4 separate regions of the Homo sapiens genome follow, and regions 1, 3 and 4 are each linked to region 2. Evidence: chromatin contacts called from ENCODE Hi-C data. All regions are on one chromosome and are shown on one strand. The core of a region is the stretch at or near the end of the contact, and the rest is flanking DNA. Distances in the headings are between cores, read along the strand shown. Region 1 holds the start of ING2-DT (ING2 divergent transcript). Region 2 holds the start of FRG1-DT (FRG1 divergent transcript). Region 3 holds the start of TRAPPC11 (trafficking protein particle complex subunit 11). Region 4 holds the start of CDKN2AIP (CDKN2A interacting protein).

The links. A loop is a pair of places that touch in the nucleus more often than their neighbours do. Pooled maps may share reads with other maps.
Region 1: a loop to region 2 is called in a map of naive thymus-derived CD4-positive, alpha-beta T cell, with 15 times the contacts of the local background. The contact joins the promoter of ING2-DT here to the promoter of FRG1-DT in region 2. A Hi-C loop is called at or near these places in 1 of 168 maps with a recorded cell type or tissue (naive thymus-derived CD4-positive, alpha-beta T cell), 3 of 37 single-sample maps with no recorded cell type and 10 of 50 pooled maps.
Region 3: a loop to region 2 is called in a pooled map, with 30 times the contacts of the local background. The contact joins the promoter of TRAPPC11 here to the promoter of FRG1-DT in region 2. A Hi-C loop is called at or near these places in 2 of 37 single-sample maps with no recorded cell type and 8 of 50 pooled maps.
Region 4: a map of ascending aorta shows a loop between it and region 2 (14-fold over the local background). The contact joins the promoter of CDKN2AIP here to the promoter of FRG1-DT in region 2. A Hi-C loop is called at or near these places in 2 of 168 maps with a recorded cell type or tissue (ascending aorta and naive thymus-derived CD4-positive, alpha-beta T cell), 1 of 37 single-sample maps with no recorded cell type and 12 of 50 pooled maps.

What each region holds. Positions count from the first base shown.
Region 1 is chr4:183,501,232-183,505,852 of GRCh38, forward strand. It overlaps ING2-DT (ING2 divergent transcript), which reads right to left and starts at 3,284. Exons shown (of 3, transcript NR_033995.2): 1 at 2,945-3,284. It overlaps ING2 (inhibitor of growth family member 2), which reads left to right and starts at 3,827. Exons shown (of 2, transcript NM_001564.4): 1 at 3,827-4,136. The coding sequence starts at 3,965. RefSeq lists silencers at 2,909-3,948, 4,169-4,621.
Region 2 is chr4:189,938,457-189,943,199 of GRCh38, forward strand. FRG1-DT (FRG1 divergent transcript) reads right to left here and starts at 2,277. Exons shown (of 4, transcript NR_149039.1): 1 at 1,203-2,277. It overlaps FRG1 (FSHD region gene 1), which reads left to right and starts at 2,416. Exons shown (of 9, transcript NM_004477.3): 1 at 2,416-2,615. The coding sequence starts at 2,554. RefSeq lists an enhancer at 2,722-3,221.
Region 3 is chr4:183,656,183-183,661,101 of GRCh38, forward strand. TRAPPC11 (trafficking protein particle complex subunit 11) reads left to right here and starts at 3,111. Exons shown (of 30, transcript NM_021942.6): 1 at 3,111-3,265. RWDD4 (RWD domain containing 4) reads right to left here and starts at 3,003. Exons shown (of 8, transcript NM_152682.4): 1 at 2,747-3,003. The coding sequence starts at 2,770. RefSeq lists enhancers at 2,210-2,998, 2,913-3,042, 2,999-3,786 and silencers at 2,518-2,738, 2,553-2,762, 3,133-3,422.
Region 4 is chr4:183,441,709-183,446,171 of GRCh38, forward strand. CDKN2AIP (CDKN2A interacting protein) reads left to right here and starts at 2,928. Exons shown (of 3, transcript NM_017632.4): 1 at 2,928-3,361; 2 at 3,827-3,957; 3 at 4,380-4,463. The coding sequence starts at 3,090. RefSeq lists a silencer at 2,403-2,952 and an enhancer at 3,233-3,382.

The DNA.
Region 1 (4,621 bases), core at 2,034-4,533, 6.4 Mb before region 2:
GGTTTTTCTTTAGTTGCTTTTTGTACTAATGAATTGATTTAAAGTTTTAGGGTTTTTCACTATAATTTAAGATGCTTCACTGGACCTTCTAGAACAAATTACACTCTAACACAGCCTCCTAGATTACTAAGGATTTATTTATTTGCATCAGGTACAATTACATTTCTTACAACACGCTATCAATTGGTGACTTTTCATATGAGGATTTCTTCTTGAATTTCTCCATATTTAAAGCAGTGATTTTAAACTACTTAAATATCTTCCTCAGAAAAACATTGCTCTCTGCTTCACTGAATTAAACAGGGAATTAACTGCCTCTTACTGGTTTGGAAAAGACCTCAGTAACCAAATAAAATGCATGGGATTTGCTGGATCCTGTTAAACCAAATGTGAAAGATTTACTGAGACAATAGGAAAATTTGAATTGTGTAGTTATTAAATGATAGTAAGAAAATTTGGGGAGGCAGAATACATGGTATTACGGATATGCTTAAAAAACTGTTATCTTGGCCAGGCATGGTGGCTCACGTCTGTAATCCCAGCACTTTGGCAGGCCAAGGCGGGCGGATCTCTGGAGGTCAGGAGTTCCACACCAGCTTTAACCAACATGGTGAAACCCCCTCTCTACTAAAAATACAAAAATTAGCTGGGCATGGTGACACATACCTGTAATCTCAGCTACTTGGGAGGCTGAAGCAGGAGAATCGCTTGAACCTGGGAGGCGGAGGTTGCAAAGAGCCAAGATCGCCCCATTGCACTCCAGCCTGGGCGACAAAAGCAAGTCTCAGTCTCAAAAACAAACAAACAAAAAACAACTATTATATTTTACCTATTCATATTATTCATATTTAAAGTATTTACAGATAAAATGATAAAAATCCAGCAAGAGTGAGGGAATGTGAAGGGCTATAGATTAAATAATCTTAGCCATATGTTGCTAAATGTTGAAGCTGGGTAGACGGTATATAAGGATTTATTGTAGTATTACTTTTGCCTTTGAAAATTTCCATAAAAGTTTAAAAATATTAAAAAGTAGAAAAAAGAAAAGGATTTCATTTATTTGATCTGACTCAAACAGAAGCTGAATTTTCTCAGCAGGCATCTTTAGGAATCTTTCACCATTACTTGCCAGTTTGTTTTCAACCAGTTTGAAGTTGTTGCTCTCCCCAAGAGACAGGTACGGAGGCGTACACATTTCCTGCCAGGGACCTCTTAAAGTCAGACTTAGAAATTCAAGGTAATCCCAGACTAATTTGGGGAGATCAGTTACTTATCTTTTTTTTAGGGTTGCTTTATGGTAGATAATACACTGTAGAGCAAATAAAATGCCTTTTTGCTTTATTCACAGGATTAAATACCATAAATTAATTTCTAGTTGCTGAGAACGGGAGATTTTAAATTTTGCATTTAGAAGACAAGAAATTCAATCTGAAGAGGCCCCATATTTCCAGTTAAGTGACCACTCAGAAGGGAAGGACAGCGCTCAATAACCAAGGTCAAGAGTTGGGTTTAGGGTTTGTGGCGATTTTTTTTGGGGGTGGCAAGAATAAGCCGTAGATTAATCTCTTAAAATAAATATAGCAAGAAAAGCATGCCTAAAATAATTCATACATATACATATATTATCATATTACAGTGTTTTACAGTTTTAGATCAGTACCAGCTAAAATATTCTTTGGATTGTTTTTGCTTTTTTACCAGCCTGTTCAACAGAATTATAAAAGGTGACAATAATGCTATAAATGTCTCCTATCCCATGCTCATCCCTCCTCTCATCTTGCTCTGTTTCTGGAGTACTCTAGGTATTCTGCATCTTTGCCTTTTTCCCCTTCTAGTTTCTAAACACATTTCTTATCTACTTGCAGATCACTTATCAGACTGAATAAAATCCATAGGTACATTCGGTGTCTGACCTGTAACAAGGCACCCCACATTATTTTGCGCCTTTGATAAAGACCAGCTTATTCAAACTTGTGAGAAAACAAAAATAGCAGGGTTCAAGTAAAAACCAGTAAAATTCAGTTCTTCACAGTGGCGGTTTTTTGACAAGACCCGGCCGAAAGATTTCACGAACAGTAAAATCCCAGAATGTTCTCAGAAATACTATCCACTGTACTGTCTGGGTTGCTTAATACTGGCCCAAACCTCAGTGTCCTAGGATAATAACCCAAGACAATTTCCCAGTCCTTTGAAATAGTTGACGTCCCAAGATGTCAAATTGCCTGGAGTGCTTTATTTTGGTTTGAAATTTAAAATTTCCTCTAGATAAAGATCTAGATTTCTCTTTGCAAGTCAAAGGCTAGTTACTATTAACAGCTGTTTCAAAAGTGCTCTAAATAGGTCACCATTCAGGTGTACCAACGCTGCAAACTGGATCTAAGAAGATCCAAATTTGTCACCACTCACTCACATTTTAACTCAAAGGTAGTACTCACAATTGGCCTTGTTTACATAGGCATTCCATTAAAATTATCCATGCATTCATTCTATTTGCACCCATTTCTTTCAAAAATGTCCATCTGTAATTAAAATCAGCTCCTCTGCCTGACATCTCATTTACACTACACCGAAATTAAACCCCACTAGGAGATCACGTAGATTATGGGGCCGAGGGCCCGCCCGCTGACTAGGTTTTCACTCGCGTCTCCTCCATGCCCCAGGTCCCCTCCGATTGCAGTCCTGGGGCAGGACTGAGCAAAAAGTCCCGTAAAGCTGGCGTGTGCCCCACTCCGCCAGGAAGCCTCACCGACGTCCTGTGCTTAAATGTTCTGACACCCCCCAAAAGCAGTTGTTTTTAAAGGCTGTCTGTGGGACCAATGCGTTGTCAAACAGATGCCGTCCCGCATCCCCTCCCCCTAAATGACACAGAAGATTCCAGCGTAGGGGAAGGGCCACGAAACCCGCAGGGCACACGACGCCGGGGGCCGGAGGGAGCACCGCCTACCTCCCTGATCAAGCCCCGCGGTGCCGGGCGAGCCCGAGGGCCCGGCAGGAGGCGGGCGGCAGCCCCAGGCGAGCTCGGAGGCGGCGGGAACGCAGCCGCCGCGCATGCCGGGAGCCGCACGCCGCCCGCCGGGGCGCGCAGTCCCGCAGGCCTCGCTCCAGGTCGTCCGAAAAGGAACCGCCTGCTGCTCCTTTGCAGGCTCGCGAGGAGCCGCACTCGGACCGCCTGATGGGGAAAAAGCCGGTGTGGCCGGGCGGAGCGAGCCGAGCGGAGCTGGAGCTGCCCCTCCCAGCGGGGAGGACGGCACGAAGGACCGAGCCGCCTCCCCTCCCGGGTCCCATTCAGACGCGAGGCGCAGAGACTGGCTCCCCGGGCTTCCCCTTTAAGGGGGGCGGGGCGCGGCCTGCCGTTTGGCCGCCCCCCACACCCTCCCCCGCTAGCCCAGAGCCGGCAGACCAATCGCCCGGGCGGCGGAGCGAAGGCGGGAGAATGCGAACCCTCCGGTAGGCGGTAGGGGCGGGCCCCGGCCTTATTCGCAGGGAGCGCTGCGCAGGCGCAGAGGCGGCCGCGGGCGGAGGGGCGGGGGCAGGCTAGCGGGAGGCTCTCCGTGAGGCACGGAGGGTGACTGGGGACAGGCGGGCGGCGACGGGCTTGTCATGGGGATCCGGGCTGCGAGACGGCACTCGTAGCATCTGGGGACTCCGAGGGGGACAGGAAGTGTCAGCGCCCGGGACCCCGGCGCCGGCCCCGCCGAGGGGATCCCCACTGCTCCGGTCCTGGAGCGGGAGGGGAGAAAGGAGGGAGCCCCGGTTTCGCCCCGCCCCTGGGCTGGTGCTGCGGGGGCGGGGAGTGAGGGCTGCTCTGGGGGGAGTGGAGATCGGGGAGCGCGGCCGTGCCCTCTCGAGCGGCTGCGGGGTCCCCGCGGCGCCGGGCTGCTGAGCTGAGGGCCCGCGGCGGCCGCGGCCGGTGCATGTGCGGCTGCTGGATGCGGAGGCGGCGGCGACGGCGCGGATCGGCAGGATGTTAGGGCAGCAGCAGCAGCAACTGTACTCGTCGGCCGCGCTCCTGACCGGGGAGCGGAGCCGGCTGCTCACCTGCTACGTGCAGGACTACCTTGAGTGCGTGGAGTCGCTGCCCCACGACATGCAGAGGAACGTGTCTGTGCTGCGAGAGCTGGACAACAAATATCAAGGTAGGAGCCGCGGGGCTGCCGGCCTCGGGAGCCGGTGGCGGGGAGCCTGTCCGGGGGAGTGCCACCTTCCCTTTCTCCCGTGACAGTCTCCCCGAGCGCACCGAGGGTCTGCCGAGCGGGACTGGGAGGACTGGAGACCGGGTTGGCGGCCCTCCGTGGCCCCGCGGTGGGCGAGTACTTCTCTGGGGTCCCCAGAGTGGGGGTGGGGGCCGCTTGTCAGCCCCCGCTGCAGACCCAGCGGCTGCAGCTGCCGCTGAGGGGAATCAGCCATTTTAAGCAGCAAGCATTTGTTCAGGCGCTGGCCCGCCCCGTGCCGCAGACCCTGCGGCCCCGGCCCGGGACTGCAGCCGGGCAAGGGTCGGAGGGAGTGAGCGGCCGGGCTCCCGCTGGTCTGCGGGGCGCGCTTCCCCACCTCACTCGCCCCCACCCCGGAGTGCGGGTGCTTTGGAACGTGCGGGGGGAGGGGGCGAGAGGCCGCGGAGGCG
Region 2 (4,743 bases), core at 1,027-3,526:
AAATGCTGTATCTAGTCATACAATTTTCCTTTTAAAAAAGAAATATTTTATTTTCAAAAAGCAAAGACTCTAGGAATCTTTTCTAGCTGCCAGTCATAAAAACATAAATTCCTGGTTAGTTTCCCAAATTTGCCTGACCATAAGAACCACTTGTGATACTTGTCAAACACATGTATGCTGAGTCCCATCCATGATCTCCTGAATCAGAATCACCAGGTGAGAGGCCTGGGAATACACATTTTAAACAAATGTCCACAGTGATTATGATTAGTAAAGCTTGAAAAACATTTCACTAGGATCTTTATGACTGAATAACCTCACAAACATAGGAAAGTTACTGGAAAAAAATATGAGCAGAATTTCAGAATTCTGCCTTTGCTGAAAGTGTTTGTTCCCTCCTCCTCTACTCATCAAGACCTGACTGCTTATGCAACTCCCCCAAACCATCAATGGGAAGAGCTGAAAATGATTTTAATGAAGAAGAAAAGCTGATGTTTAATTTCAAAACTGACGGTTTGAATAGAAGGGAGAGGCATGAATTTATCTTGATTCTAACAGAAAGCATTGTATTTGGGTCTACAAACGAAATTGGTTTCATTTTTATTTTTTGTAAGTTTTCGCCAAACTCTGTGCATATATAGAGGCTGGGCAAGAAAGAAAGAAATCCAGAAATACGGCATATGCCATCCCTTATTTATTTCCCCATGCGACCAGCCAACAGCTTCTTCACCTAGTCCCTGCTTCAAGCTGACTTTCAGTCTACTTCTCTATCGGAAATGGAGCTTCCCCAAAGACTGCCTCAATGTCAGTTACCCAGAGGCCTTTTTTCCATCTTGGGCTCCTAAACTTCTATGATATTAAATGATACTACCCTTTCTGGAAATTCTCCTTAGCTTTGATTTCTATAATTTAACTCTGTTTCATTCCTTCTTTTATAGCCTTTCTTTTCTCTATCCCTTTACTGTAGACATATTGTACGACTTTGTTCTTGACCTTCTGATCTCTCCACATTCATTCCTTCAGAGCATGTATCCATTTTCTTGGTGTCAGGCTTCCTGACTATCTGATTATTACCATCATATAACGATGTTGGTGATGAGCATAGCTAACATATCCTAGGCATTTTCCATGTAGGTTATAATAAGCACCCTATATAACTCGTACCATTTAATTCTTCAACCCTAAATGATACTATTACTAACCACATTGTATGAGACGAGGAAACAGATTTTCATCAAAACCCTGGAAAGCCAACGTGAGGAGCCCCTGTGTGTCTCCTTTGTTAATGACTCCGGGCATCATGGCATGTGGATTGCCATGGAATGGGGATTAGGAAGCGCAGCACTGTGAAAACACCAGAAAATACGTTGATAGCGGTAAGGACGCTCATCTCTGCACATTGTGACGGTTTTGTTTCTGAGTCAGGTTTGAGATGAGCCAATCCTGACTCCATGGTGCCACCAGGGATCACGAATTTAATAAGATCTTCGTGGATGCTTGGAACCCAACTGGTCTCGGTTTTCTACTTTAGGGAAAGAGCCACAGCTTGAGTGGGGTGGTTTTGGTGTCACATACGCGATTAATAACACCCACCGCTGCAGAGGAATCACCGTGGACTACTCCTCCTTTCATCCCATGCTCTTGCGATGGATCCCTCTCACCTGTTTACTGATTTCATTCAAATTCTTCAGCGACCACAGGACCCCGACTTGCCTTCTCTATCCTGGTTCCCTCACTCTGCTTTACAGGCCTGGCCTGCTCGCTGCTCCTCACACCAGCGCTGCACGGCTCCCTCCACGCCTCCGCCCTGTTTCCTCCATCAGACAGGACTAGCTTCCTCCATCTCTGTCGGGCAAATGCCTGCCCAGCCTTCAAGACCCTCCTCAGATGCCGCCTCCACGATTAGGCTTCTTTCAGACCCCTGAGCCTGTAACACGGGCTACCATAACTCTCCACCTCAGCCCACATTCCCACAGCACTCGCGACGTCCGCGACCCTCAACATGGCGCTTCATTCTCTTTTAGGGTATTTCCTGCTTGTTTCCTGCACACACAGTCGCGCGAGGCGCAGTCCTGAGTGACCCACGCACGAGTGGCCCGCGCTTCCAGCCGCGCCGCCGCAGGCCAGCGAGGGCAGCCTGAGCCGCTTCCCGCCCCGGCGAGGACCGTCGCCAGCCCGCTGCTCTAGCAGGAGGCGGTTCCACAGCGCACCCGGCAGCCCAGCCACCGTCAGCACCGCGCCTCGGGCGGGCTTTTCTCCCTTCCGGGAGGCGCGAATCCTCAGGGGCTCCTTGAGAGGGCGCCAGGGAGCAGCTGCGCGCGGATGCCTTTTGGCCCTCTGCGGCCGCCGTAGCTCCCCGGCAGAAACCCGGAAGTGGAACTCTGAGCCATTCAGCGTTTGGGTGAAGACGGAGGCGGGTTCTACAGAGACGTAGGCTGTCAGGGAGTGTTTATTTCGCGTCCGCTTCTGTTTCTCCGCGCCCCTGTGCTGCCCCGACTCACATACTCGTCCAGAACCGGCCTCAGCCTCTCCGCGCAGAAGTTTCCCGGAGCCATGGCCGAGTACTCCTACGTGAAGTCTACCAAGCTCGTGCTCAAGGGAACCAAGACGAAGAGGTGGGTCCTGCAGCTTGGGCGGGAGCCTCCTCCGTTCTTTTCGGACGCACTCCACCCCCGCAACTCCGGTGGAAGCCGTGGCGCGGAGAGCCGGCTTTGTGGCCTCCCAGGCTTCGCCCTGGCCCCTGTCCGGGCTGGACGGAGGCCGGGCCGCGGTTCCCGGCGTCTGTGCAGAGAGGGGCAGCCTCCCGCGCGGACGACCCTGGAAACAGGATAGACGGGCAGGTGACCCGTGACCCCGTACCCACGAGTTTGGGTCCCCTGAGGCATCTCTCCAGGCCTCTGCCTGGGGGGTCTGCATTAGTCTGATCTCGTAGTTCATGATAATTTCCTTTATTAGGGATTATTATTTTCTCCATTGTCTCTTTTCTTTCTAGAAAACTTATTAATTTTTTCTAATCTAATATGTACAGTGAAACCAGGATGAATCACACAGTGGTTGAGGTGTATATGGGCTTTAGGGATATGGGCTCGAACCTGCACTCTTGTCATTTACTAGTTTTGTAATTTGTGGCAAATTGGTTAATATGTCTGAACTTCCATTTACTCATTAAGAGATCAAATATCTGAACCTCCGTTTACACATTTATACTTTCAGACGTTTTTTATACTTTTAGAAGACTGTGAGGATTAAATGAGAGAACATATATGCAGAAAATAAATTGAGCCAAATGTGAGGAGGAGGTCGTAATGGTAATTTATTAGCTTTTTAGGAAAAAATACCTGTGCACTCATATCCCCGCTTCTTTTTTAACTGGCAGATTTGCCCGAGGTACATACAAATGTCGAGTATTTCCTCCTGGTCTCCGTGATAAACAGAGGTTTTGATATTTTTAGGCGAGATAGAAAGTATCAAGGAGTGAGTTGAAGCCACTGGCCTTGAGAACCCTCTCGAGGAGTCTGGCCTCATGAAGATGCCAGAATAAATGGCAGGTTTATCCTGAATGAATGTGAGATTTTTACTCTGTGAATTTCCTGGGAGGAGAGGAGAGTTATCTTCTGAAAACTTTATAATGAAAATGCAGACACGGGTGTCTTAAGATCATCGTAATAATCATAATTAATGCTCATATAGCACTGTCAATGTGCCAAGAAATTGTTGTAGGCACTTTGCACATTAACTTTTTTTCAAATCACTCTTGGTTTTTTATTTTTTTATTGAGATATAATTCATAATTATAAAATTCACCCTTTTGTACAGTCAGGGGTTTTTAGTATATATTCAAGAGGTTCACCACTGTCTAGTTGCTCAGCATTTTCATCATCTCAGAAGGAAATCTCCCCCTACCCATTAAAGCAGTCACATCCCATCCTCCCCCTCTCCTAGTCCTTGGCAACCACTAATCCGCTCTCTATGTGAAATCGCCTATTCTGAATATTTCCTAAGAAATCATGCAACATGTGGCCTTTTGTATCTGGCTCCTTTCACTTATAACATTATTGAGGTTCATCATTGTTGTAGCGCCTGTTCCTTTTTATGGCTGCATAGTATTCCATTGTATGGATGTATCATTTTGTTCATCCATTCATCAACTGATGAACATTTGGGTTGTTTCCCCTTTTTGGCTATTGTGACTAATGCTAGTGTGAATATTCTTATGTAAGTATTTTTGTGGGTGTATGTTTTCATTTCCCTTGGGTATACATACTTAGGAGTAAAATTGCTGGGTCATGTGGTAACTTTAACTTTTTGAGGAACCCCAAACTGTTTCCTGTAGATGCTGCACCATTTTACATTTCCACCAGGAATGTGTGAAGGTACATATTACCTCTTAATCCTCACAATAGCCTTAAGAGTTAGGTTAAGTTACTATCCTAATTTTTTAAGTGGGGAAACTGACTCAGAGAGATTCAGTACCTTTTCCAAAAATCACGGAGCTAAGAAGTGAAAGAATCAGGATTTAAAATCTGGCAGTGTGGCTCTACAATCTGCTTTGAACTCTAACGTAATATGTGCAAAGCCTGAAGCAACTTCTCAGTACTGTATTTAAGAGGGCATATCAATGTAAGTCTTCCTAAATCAATAATTTATAAATGAAACAGCTTAAAAGACTTTCAAGTTTCAATCTTACAATATTTATCGTACAAATCAATATACCTAAACTCGTCTATATAAATTATGTCCTGT
Region 3 (4,919 bases), core at 1,861-4,360, 6.3 Mb before region 2:
ATGTATGATCGCGCTGACTTCTCAAATCAACCCTGTCAAGAGGCTCCTATTATTTTCTCCTTCCTAGGGAAGCAAGGAAGTCTCCCTGTAAAGCCACTCCAGAGCAAGCGCTCTTAGAACTTGGCTAAAGACGAACCTGGGTGCAAAGAGCATTAAACCTAAAGATAAGAACTATGAAAAACAATACTTTCCCATTATTTACATACATTTCTTTTATATGTAATCCTTCCCACAGTGATACAAAGCTCTAAAAAACACCTAAGGGCAAGAAAAAGAACTTAAGAAAAAGGCTGACAAGTATCTACCCAAGATGAGACAGGACTGTCAGAGAAAATGTAACTAGTAATCCTTGCTTGGACATAGTTCTTAGAACATTTTGGTATTACAACTGAGAAGTTCATCACTGTGATCACCGATGAATACCTGAGAAAAGAAGTAAAGCAAGACTGCACTTGGGTACACGTTTAAGTTTTTCAAAAAGATGCATGTCATGAATTCTACAAACTAAAGATGGTGAAAGTGGGCTTGATCTACAGTCAAAATTTTAGAATAGAAATTATTGGCTGGGCGCGGTGGCTCACATCTGTAATCCCAGCACTTTGGGAGGCCGAGGCGGGCGGATCACCTGAGGTCAGGAGTTCGAGGTCAGCCTGGCCAACACGGTGAAACCCCATCTCTACTAAAGACACAAAAATTAGCCAGGTGTGGTGATGGGCGCCTGTAGTCCCAGCTACTCAGGAGGCTGAGGCAAGAGAATCGCTTGAACCCAGGAGGCGGAGGTTGCAGTGAGCCGAGATCGGGCCACTGCAATCCAGCCTGGGCTACAGAGCGAGGCTCCGTCTCAAAAATAGCAACAACAACAGCAAAAAGACATTGTTGAAGAAACAGTGTGTGAGGAACTGGGACATTAAGGAGTAGACCCTAAGACCTAGTAAGTATATGAAAAACAAGATATACCCTTCTTAGATAGGGAAACTTGATTGGCACAATGAAGAAAGGCATAAAACACCGACTATATAGATTTCAGCCAGGCTCCACAGGTTTCTCTTGCTACCTTTACAGAAAAAACAAAAAAAAACAAAATACAGAAATTCAAGCCGGATTCAAGAATAACTAAGATTAGATTGGAACAAAAACCTTACTCAAGATATAGTACTACTCCTTCTGTCCCTAATCCTTTCCCATATTTTAATTTATGACTTGGACAGGTACAAAAATAGGAGGCAAGTTTATTAAATTTGTGGATGACAATTTGTTGGGACAGTGAATAATGCTGATGGCTGAATAAGAATCCAAAAAGTCTTTGAAAAGCAAGCTAATGATGAAATTTAGCAGGGTAAGTAGAACTTGTATCAATACTCAGATACCTAAATGTAGAAGTTGAAGATGAAAGACAAATTGCTTTGTATAAAGCACTTAAAAGATTTCAGTTGACAGTAAATTTAACTAGACAAAACAGCAAGATGCCACAATTTTGAAACAGGACATTTAAAAAATTAAAATCTGTCCACAAACACGTGATTCCAGGATAGTGAAGAGATTAACAAAGAATGGATATATGAAGACAAGCTAAAAGGAACCACTTCCTCAGAGAAGGTCTGAGAAACTGGGCAGGAAACTATCTTCAAAGATCAGAACATCGGTCATCTGAAAGAAGAATGAAATTTTCTTGTTAAACTGGAGATTCCTGGGCCCACCACAGAAATTCTGATTCAGTAGGTCTGGGGTGGAGTGCACGCATCTGTTTTCTAGCAACCATCTAAATGGTTCTAAGGTAGGGGACTATGGTCCAACTCTGAGAAACATTACACTGTATGTTCTTTGCTTTGCAGGGAGAAGAAGCTATTAACGCATTCACTTAGAAATTCACCCGGCAAGAATATTTTAGAAGAGATTCAGATATCAACTAGCTAGCTTGTTGGACTTTGGGTCCTTTAAAGGTTAACTTCCAATCCAGAGATTCTATTACATTTATCATGTAAAAGTAGTAAGTTTCAAGCATTATACTTTAAATTAACAGTGAACTTATCTACCACCCAATAAGACCTGGTTTCTAGTCCCGATTCTACCACGTACTTACTGTGCAGCCCTGCGGCTATCATCGACCCACCTATCAAAGTTAGAAGGTTCCCCTACAGATGGCCCGTAGCACCCACCCCCCAACTCTAATATTATATGATTCAATGTCAAAATGGCATCTCACAAGGAAATATTTGAGCATAAACCATAAATTCAGGTGGTACATGAATGCTCAAAACAGACAGATGGGTAAAAGATTTCCCCAAACAATATGGACAGAAACTCAGATGCACCACCAGTGTCATTTTCTTCCATGAGAAATGTAACTAACTCAATTAGCCCTCTACTAGCCAAGAGATTTAAAGATGACCAGACTAAAATTTAAAGGTGATCAGCCTAACTCAGTAAACAGGCACTGAACACATGGGATTCAAGGAGAGCCAAGAGCACTGGATCGTGCACCAAGGACGCTCATCCCTGTTATTAAGTAACCAGGGGAGACTCCCGGATTTGCAAAAATGAAAAATGAGGGGGGAAGAGTGGCAGAGGCGGACTCCTGGCCATTCACGCGCGCTTGGGTGGGACGCCGGTGAACTCGGGGCACCCCGGCCGGCTCCGAGGGCACAGGGCACGTGCCGGGCAGGCTGTCCGGGCACCAGGTCTCACGGGGGCCCGGGGCTGCGCGCCGCGCCCGCGCTGGGAGAGGGCCCTGAGCCGGGGGGCTCACCTCCTGGTCCTCGTTGGCACTCATCGCGCCGGTCGCGGGGCGCCTCCTGAGCGGACGGCGTTCGCAACAACGAAGAGAAAGCGAAGGCAGCGGCCCAGAGGCCGGGCGTCCCCCTTTCGCGCCTCGGCTGTGGGGGCGGCACAGTCTTGGCACTGGCAGACGCCAACTGCGCGCGCCCCGAGCCTCGGCAGCGCCCAGCCGCCGGCAGTGGGCTGTGGGCTACGAGCCGGAGCCGCGGCTGGTGGGGCCTGGGAAGTGCAGCGTCTCCCTGACGCTTGGAGGAGCGGCGTAAAGTTCCGGGACAGCGATTGGTGTAGAGCGCGGTCACTCAGGCCCAGAAAGTGCTTCCTGTGCCGGGGGAGGTGGGTACAGGGAAGTCTCGCCTGTTGGAACTGGCTGTGGGGCTGCGGCGGTGGGGACGGGCCACGGCGTTCTGTGACATCCCCCCGCCTCCCCTCGTCTTCTCCCGGCTGGCGGCGACCGGCCTCAGCTGCAGCGGGCCCGGGGCGTGGGGCCTGGGTGAGTCCGGGCCCGGAGACCCGCGGGGCCAGGCGGGACCGCCGAGGAAGAGAGCTAGCTCTTAACAATGCTGGTTTGGGGGCCTGCGTTTTGCAATCCCATCGACGGGTGCAATCCTGGCACTTCTCTTTTAGACCCGAGGAAAGACGCACCCGTTTCTAGGGCCTCCCAGGTTTAAGACGGGGGAATAAGAGGAGGAAGATATCTGCCTTTAGGGACTGCAAGGTTATTTCTCTACCTTTCCTCACTGGAGCTACCAGAACAGATACTGGGACCATGGGGACGGTGTTTCTCCTACGTTGGATTGTTGCTTCTCATCTTTAACATCGAAACATCATTTCGTCCCCACACTGTCGTTCCTCTTTTGTTCGTTTTGTAGTTGAACATCTCTGAATCCCATTCTTAGCAGCCTTGTGTCCTAACACCCTGAACTTCCAGTTAGTTAAAAGAAAAAAAAAGTAACCACATTAGGTTTTGGGGTTTTTTTAGTTGCCAATTTGATTGGGTCACCTTTCTTATCTTTCACGCTAGTTTCCAGTTTACTTCCCTTGCATTACTTGATCTCCCATCCATTATTCACCTTCTATAGCTGCGCCTCCTTTCGTGTATAGTTTCGTTGGTTGCTCCATTGGATATCTGAAAATTTCTCCTTCCAGCCTGTCATTGAAATCCATTCGATCTGCGCCTGTGCGTTATCGGGGTTCTCATTCAAATTCCTTTGCTGCAGAATAAGCACGACCATTTCAGGTGACATAGGAGAATGTGGCAAGACTTTCTGATACAATTTTCGTGCAGCAATTTTGGGACACATTTCCCATAATTTAGATCTCTGCTGTCCAGTTCTGTAGCCAGTAGCTACATCAGGCATTTGAAATAGGCTAGTCTGAATTGAGATGTGCTGTGAGTGTGAAATACACACCAGATTTTGAAGACTCAGTACAAAAAAAGGTAAAATATGTCATTAATAACTTTTATATTATTGTCAGTATGATAATATTTTGGACATACTGTACTGCGTTAAATTGAATATTAAAATGAATTCCATCCACGTTTTACTTTTTAATATGACTGCTAGAAATTTTTAATTTATTTATGTGACTTGTATTTCTATTGGATGACAGTCATTTTTAGTTCCTCTTATTTCAACTCCATATTTAAAGACCACAGCTATGTCTTTTGGGCCTCTGGAGTTATTACAGGAAATGGCCTCTAGTCTAGACTCGTTCATATTAAGCAAAGGGGCCCGTATTGTATTTTGGTCACTTGTTTTTTGTTGTTGTTGTTGAGACGGAGTCTTGCTCTGTTGCCCAGGCTGGAGTGCAGTGGTGCGATCTCGGCTCACTGAAATCTCCGCCTCCCGGGTTCAAGCCATTCTCCTGCCTCAGCCTCCCGAGTAGCTGGGACTATAGGCACGCATCACCATGCCCGGCTAATTTTTGTATTTTTAGTAGAGACGGGGTTTCACCCTATTGGCCAGGCTGGTTTTGAACCGTTGACCTCGTGAATCGCCCGCCTTGGCCTCCCAAAGTGCTGGGATTACAGGCGTGAGCCGCTGTACCCAGCCTGGTCACCCCTTTTTAATTTTCATTCCTACATTACCCAGAACTAGACTGTTTCTTTCTCTGAACATGCAATCCTTTGCCCTCATAACTTA
Region 4 (4,463 bases), core at 1,678-4,177, 6.5 Mb before region 2:
TCATCCTAGCATTGTCTTGTGCTTTCTTCCCTGTGGGCTCTGCTGGGAGTATAACTGCTTGATCTACCAGCACAAGCAATGCACACTGATCATTTCAGGAGAGGTTGAGGGTCCTCTCCTATTGATGCGGCCTGACGGGCACTGGTCTGATGACTTGCTGAAAACTAGCTGCATCTCCCTTTGCTGACAAGCTGACCACCCCTAGCCTCATTCACCTTGGACCCTGGTGCTTGGTAGGCACTTCACCATTCAACTCTTTCTTGGGAACCTTTTGGATCTCCTCTAGGCCCTGTGAGATATATGTGCGTAAATGCGTGTGTGTGTGTTATGTATATATACACACACACATATGTATATATATATACACACGTGTGTTAGGAGCAGAGGAGGGAGTTGTATAGTTGGTTATCAAAGCTATAAAAGGCCCTTTCTATGTTCATTTCTAAAGGCCAACGCATACAGGCTCAGGGCACGATTGGGCTGTCTTCTCTCAGAAACTCGGGCAGAGCCAAGTCCTTCTGCTCTTAGACCCAAAATCTACCTAGCAATTTCTAACAGCCAACACTTCCCACCCTGCATCTTATTCCCTACTCCCATAGACTTTCCTAGTTATCACCTAAATTCTCCTCTCACCTTTTCTCTCAGAACGTCTCCCCCAGCTTAGAGAGGAATTTGTCTCTGTAGGTGGGAGGGTCTTTAAAAAAAAATGAGGCCGGGCACAGCGACTCATGCCTATAATCCCAGCACTTTGAGAGGCCGAGGCAGAAGAATTGCTTGATATTAGGAGTTCAAAACCAGCCTGGACAACAGTGAAACCTTGTTTCTACAAAAAAATAAAAAATTAGCCTGTCGTCGTGGTACCCGCCTGCAGTCCCAGCTACTTGTGGTTCATAGTCTTTGAATCTTTATATGCAAAGTCAACTTTTTAAGAATCAAAAAAGAAAAATGCATGTATCTTTTATTCCAAGCACCTGGTTTTTGCACAAGTACTCCATCTTTCAGACTCTATCGCTTTTATTATAATTAAAAAAATTGTTTGAAATTCAGGCTCTACTTGTTCTCCTTTCAAGGCAATGAAGCCCATGAGTGGGAAGAAGACTACAGGGCAACAAGAAAAAAAGTGAGAACATTATTATTATTATTTTTTGAGATGAAGTCTCACTCTGTCACCCAGGCTGGAGTGCAATGGCTTGGTCTCGGCTCACTGCAACCTCTGCCTCCTGAGTTCAAGCGATTCTCCCGCCTCGGCCTACAGAGTAGCTGGGACTACAGGCACGTGCCACCACACTTGGCTAACTTTTGTATTTTTAGTAGAGATGGGGTTTCACTACATTGGCCAGGCTGGTCTCGAACTCCTGACCTCATGATTCGTCCGCCTCGGCCTCCCAAGGTGCTGGGATTACAGGCGTGAGCCACTGCACCTGGCCGTGAGAACATTCTTGATTTAAAATGCACATATATAATCTAGGTATGCGATCATAGCTTCTTTTACTTGCCATGGTCCCCTTGCCAAAGAATTCATGAAAGGAGAAATCGTAATTTCTCCACCTTTTAAATAGCCAGATTTCTGCAATCCGTCCACCCCCTCTAGATTTTCAGCAATTATCTGTGAAAAGGAGGAAAGAACAGCAAACTAGAAGCAAAATCACAAAGCTTCAAAATTTCTTTGTGCCTCCGTTTTTATGTAGTTTCTTTTGGTATGGCAGGAAAATGGGCAATATTGTTTTCATACAATAGCTGTATTTTGTTCCAGCATGCACATAAATTACACAGTTAACCTTATCTGATCTTACCTAAAGTGACCTTTTTTTGCTTGCTTATTCTGATTCATGCATTTTTACATCAAAGTCTACATTTATTGAAAGAAAAATTTCATAATTTATATCATTTAACGTATTTATCTTACAGTGCATGTATACCTGGAATGGGAAACGTAACAATAAGCCAGCCAGCAGTTAGAGTACGTAACTGTGGGAAATGTAAAGTGGAAAAAAATATATAGAAGGAAAAAACAGCTCTAACAGGGAGAGAGGTTTGGGGCCCTATAGATAAATAGGTACATTTCCACTCCACCTCCGGACATCTGCCGGTTGGTGGTAAAGCTGTTGATTTTAGGAAATTCTAGAGACAGAGCGTTGTCGGGGTGTTGTTTTCCTACTGACCAGAACAGGAAGGCAATGCCTGGATTAACTAGAGACCTAATAAACTGCGGGAACAAGCCCTACCGCTGCGGGGCCAGGGCCAGCTTCGAAGGCTGCAAGCCTCACGGCAACACGGAGCCAGGTCCTCGTGTGACCTTACTGTCTACTGCTGCTATGTAAGGGGACTGGCACTCCCGCCCTCCTGAAGGCGCGGAGACCCCGACGGCCTCGGAACGCTTCGCTCGGGCACACTGAAAGCAGCGCGAGACGCAGCTCCCAACACTCTAACATGGAGGCCGGCTTTTGTTTGTTTTGGCCCCGCTCACACACAGGCGTCTCAGGGCGGAGACCACAGGCCCCGCGGCTGCGGGCGGCTCAAGGTCCCCCGGGACGCCCCCCTAGCGGACTTTGGCCGCCGCGCCCGGCTGCCTCCCTTGCCCGGGCCCTGCCCCTCTCGCCTCTGCTCCCGGCGCCGCAGCTGACCCGGCGGGGGAGGAGGACGGCAGGAGCGCGCGGCGTCACAAAGCGAGGACAGAACGCCCGGGGTTCCGCCGAGACTCGGTCGTCCCAGGCCAGCTCGACTTGCAGTCCGCCCTCGTGGGGCGGGAGACGCCCGACGCCCGCCCACCTCACCCCCGGGGTGCCCTCCGTGGCCTCACGGGGACGCAGCGTCGCAGCGGCCCCGGCGCCGCAAAGCGTCTTGGGAGCGCCGGCTCGCGCCGGAAGAACGCGAGGGCGCGCGGCGGCGGCGAGGTTATAAAAGGGAAGAAGCCGGCGGTGGGCGGAAGTGGGCGGTTCGGCGGCTCTGGGCGCTGTTGTTTGGTCTTTAGGCCTGCGGAGGGGCGTTATCTGGAGGGCCGCGGGTGCAGGCCGCAGTGACAGGGCCGCTCGCCCCGCTAGTCCTGCCTGTCTCCCGGTGCAGCTGTGTTCGCGGCCTGCAGGCCCAACATGGCGCAGGAGGTGTCGGAGTACCTGAGCCAGAACCCGCGGGTGGCAGCCTGGGTGGAGGCGCTGCGCTGCGACGGCGAGACTGACAAACACTGGCGCCACCGCCGGGATTTTTTGCTTCGCAACGCCGGGGACCTGGCCCCCGCTGGCGGCGCTGCCTCCGCTAGCACGGATGAAGCTGCCGACGCCGAGAGCGGGACCCGAAACCGGCAGCTGCAGCAGCTCATCTCCTTTTCCATGGCCTGGGCGAACCACGTCTTCCTCGGGTGCCGGTGAGTGAGGCAGCGTCCCTAACCAGCACGCCTCGTTTTGTGTGCCACCTGCAGACCGGGGCCCGGCGCCCTCCGCGGGACCGGCCTCGGCGGGGAGGGGAAGTTGTGAAGCGCGGGAATCCGCCGGCCCGGCTGCCCTCTAAGGGGGAGAAGGGCGTCCCTGCGAGGAGCCGACATGATTCCCGGACGTCTGTGTGCCCGGTGGTGTGGGCGCAGCTGCTGGTAGGGTTGCTTGTGTTAGGGAACAACGCTCTTGGGGACGGGTGCGAGATTTAAGATTAGTGAGGAGGTGCCCTGCCTCCCAGACCCTGGGGCACTTGTTTATGGGGTTCCAGGAAACAGTTCTTGGCGGTTGGTTCACTTTCTTGATTGCAGCCAGGAAATGCAGTCCCTGTGGCCTGTTTTTTGCACAAGTAGGACCTTAGAAAAAACACTTTTTAAAAATGACTTTTCCTTCTTTTTCAGATACCCTCAAAAAGTTATGGATAAAATACTTAGTATGGCTGAAGGCATCAAAGTGACAGATGCTCCAACCTATACAACAAGAGATGAACTGGTTGCCAAGGTGAAGAAAAGAGGGATATCGAGTAGCAATGGTTAGCAGATCATAGATGTGAACATACATAGGAGTTTAGAGCATAAGTTTGATATAATTAGGAATTATTGTTACTAATTTTTTTAACAAGCCAGAATTTTTATGTTATTAATAAGTAATAAAGTTGGAATGTTAAACCTAAAGTATATATCTGTGTCTTTAGGCTTTGAATTTGATAGTTTGCTTTGACTGCTTTAGATTTTGAAGTGTCCACTGTTGTCTGATGCTGTTATTTTTTTAATATTAGACATTCATGATGTTATTCAACACTGTTTTAAGAAATTAATGACTCCACACTTTTTAAAGAAACGATTAGTCTTGAAATGTTTTCACTTTGTGCCTTTATTTTAATGTGTATTTGTCTCATCACCCGTTTTGTACGAGGTATTCTTAGTCACATATCTATGTTTTTCTTCTTTTTAGAAGGGGTAGAAGAGCCATCCAAAAAACGAGTTATAGAAGGAAAAAACAGTTCTGCAGTTGAGCAAGATCACGCAAAAACCTCTG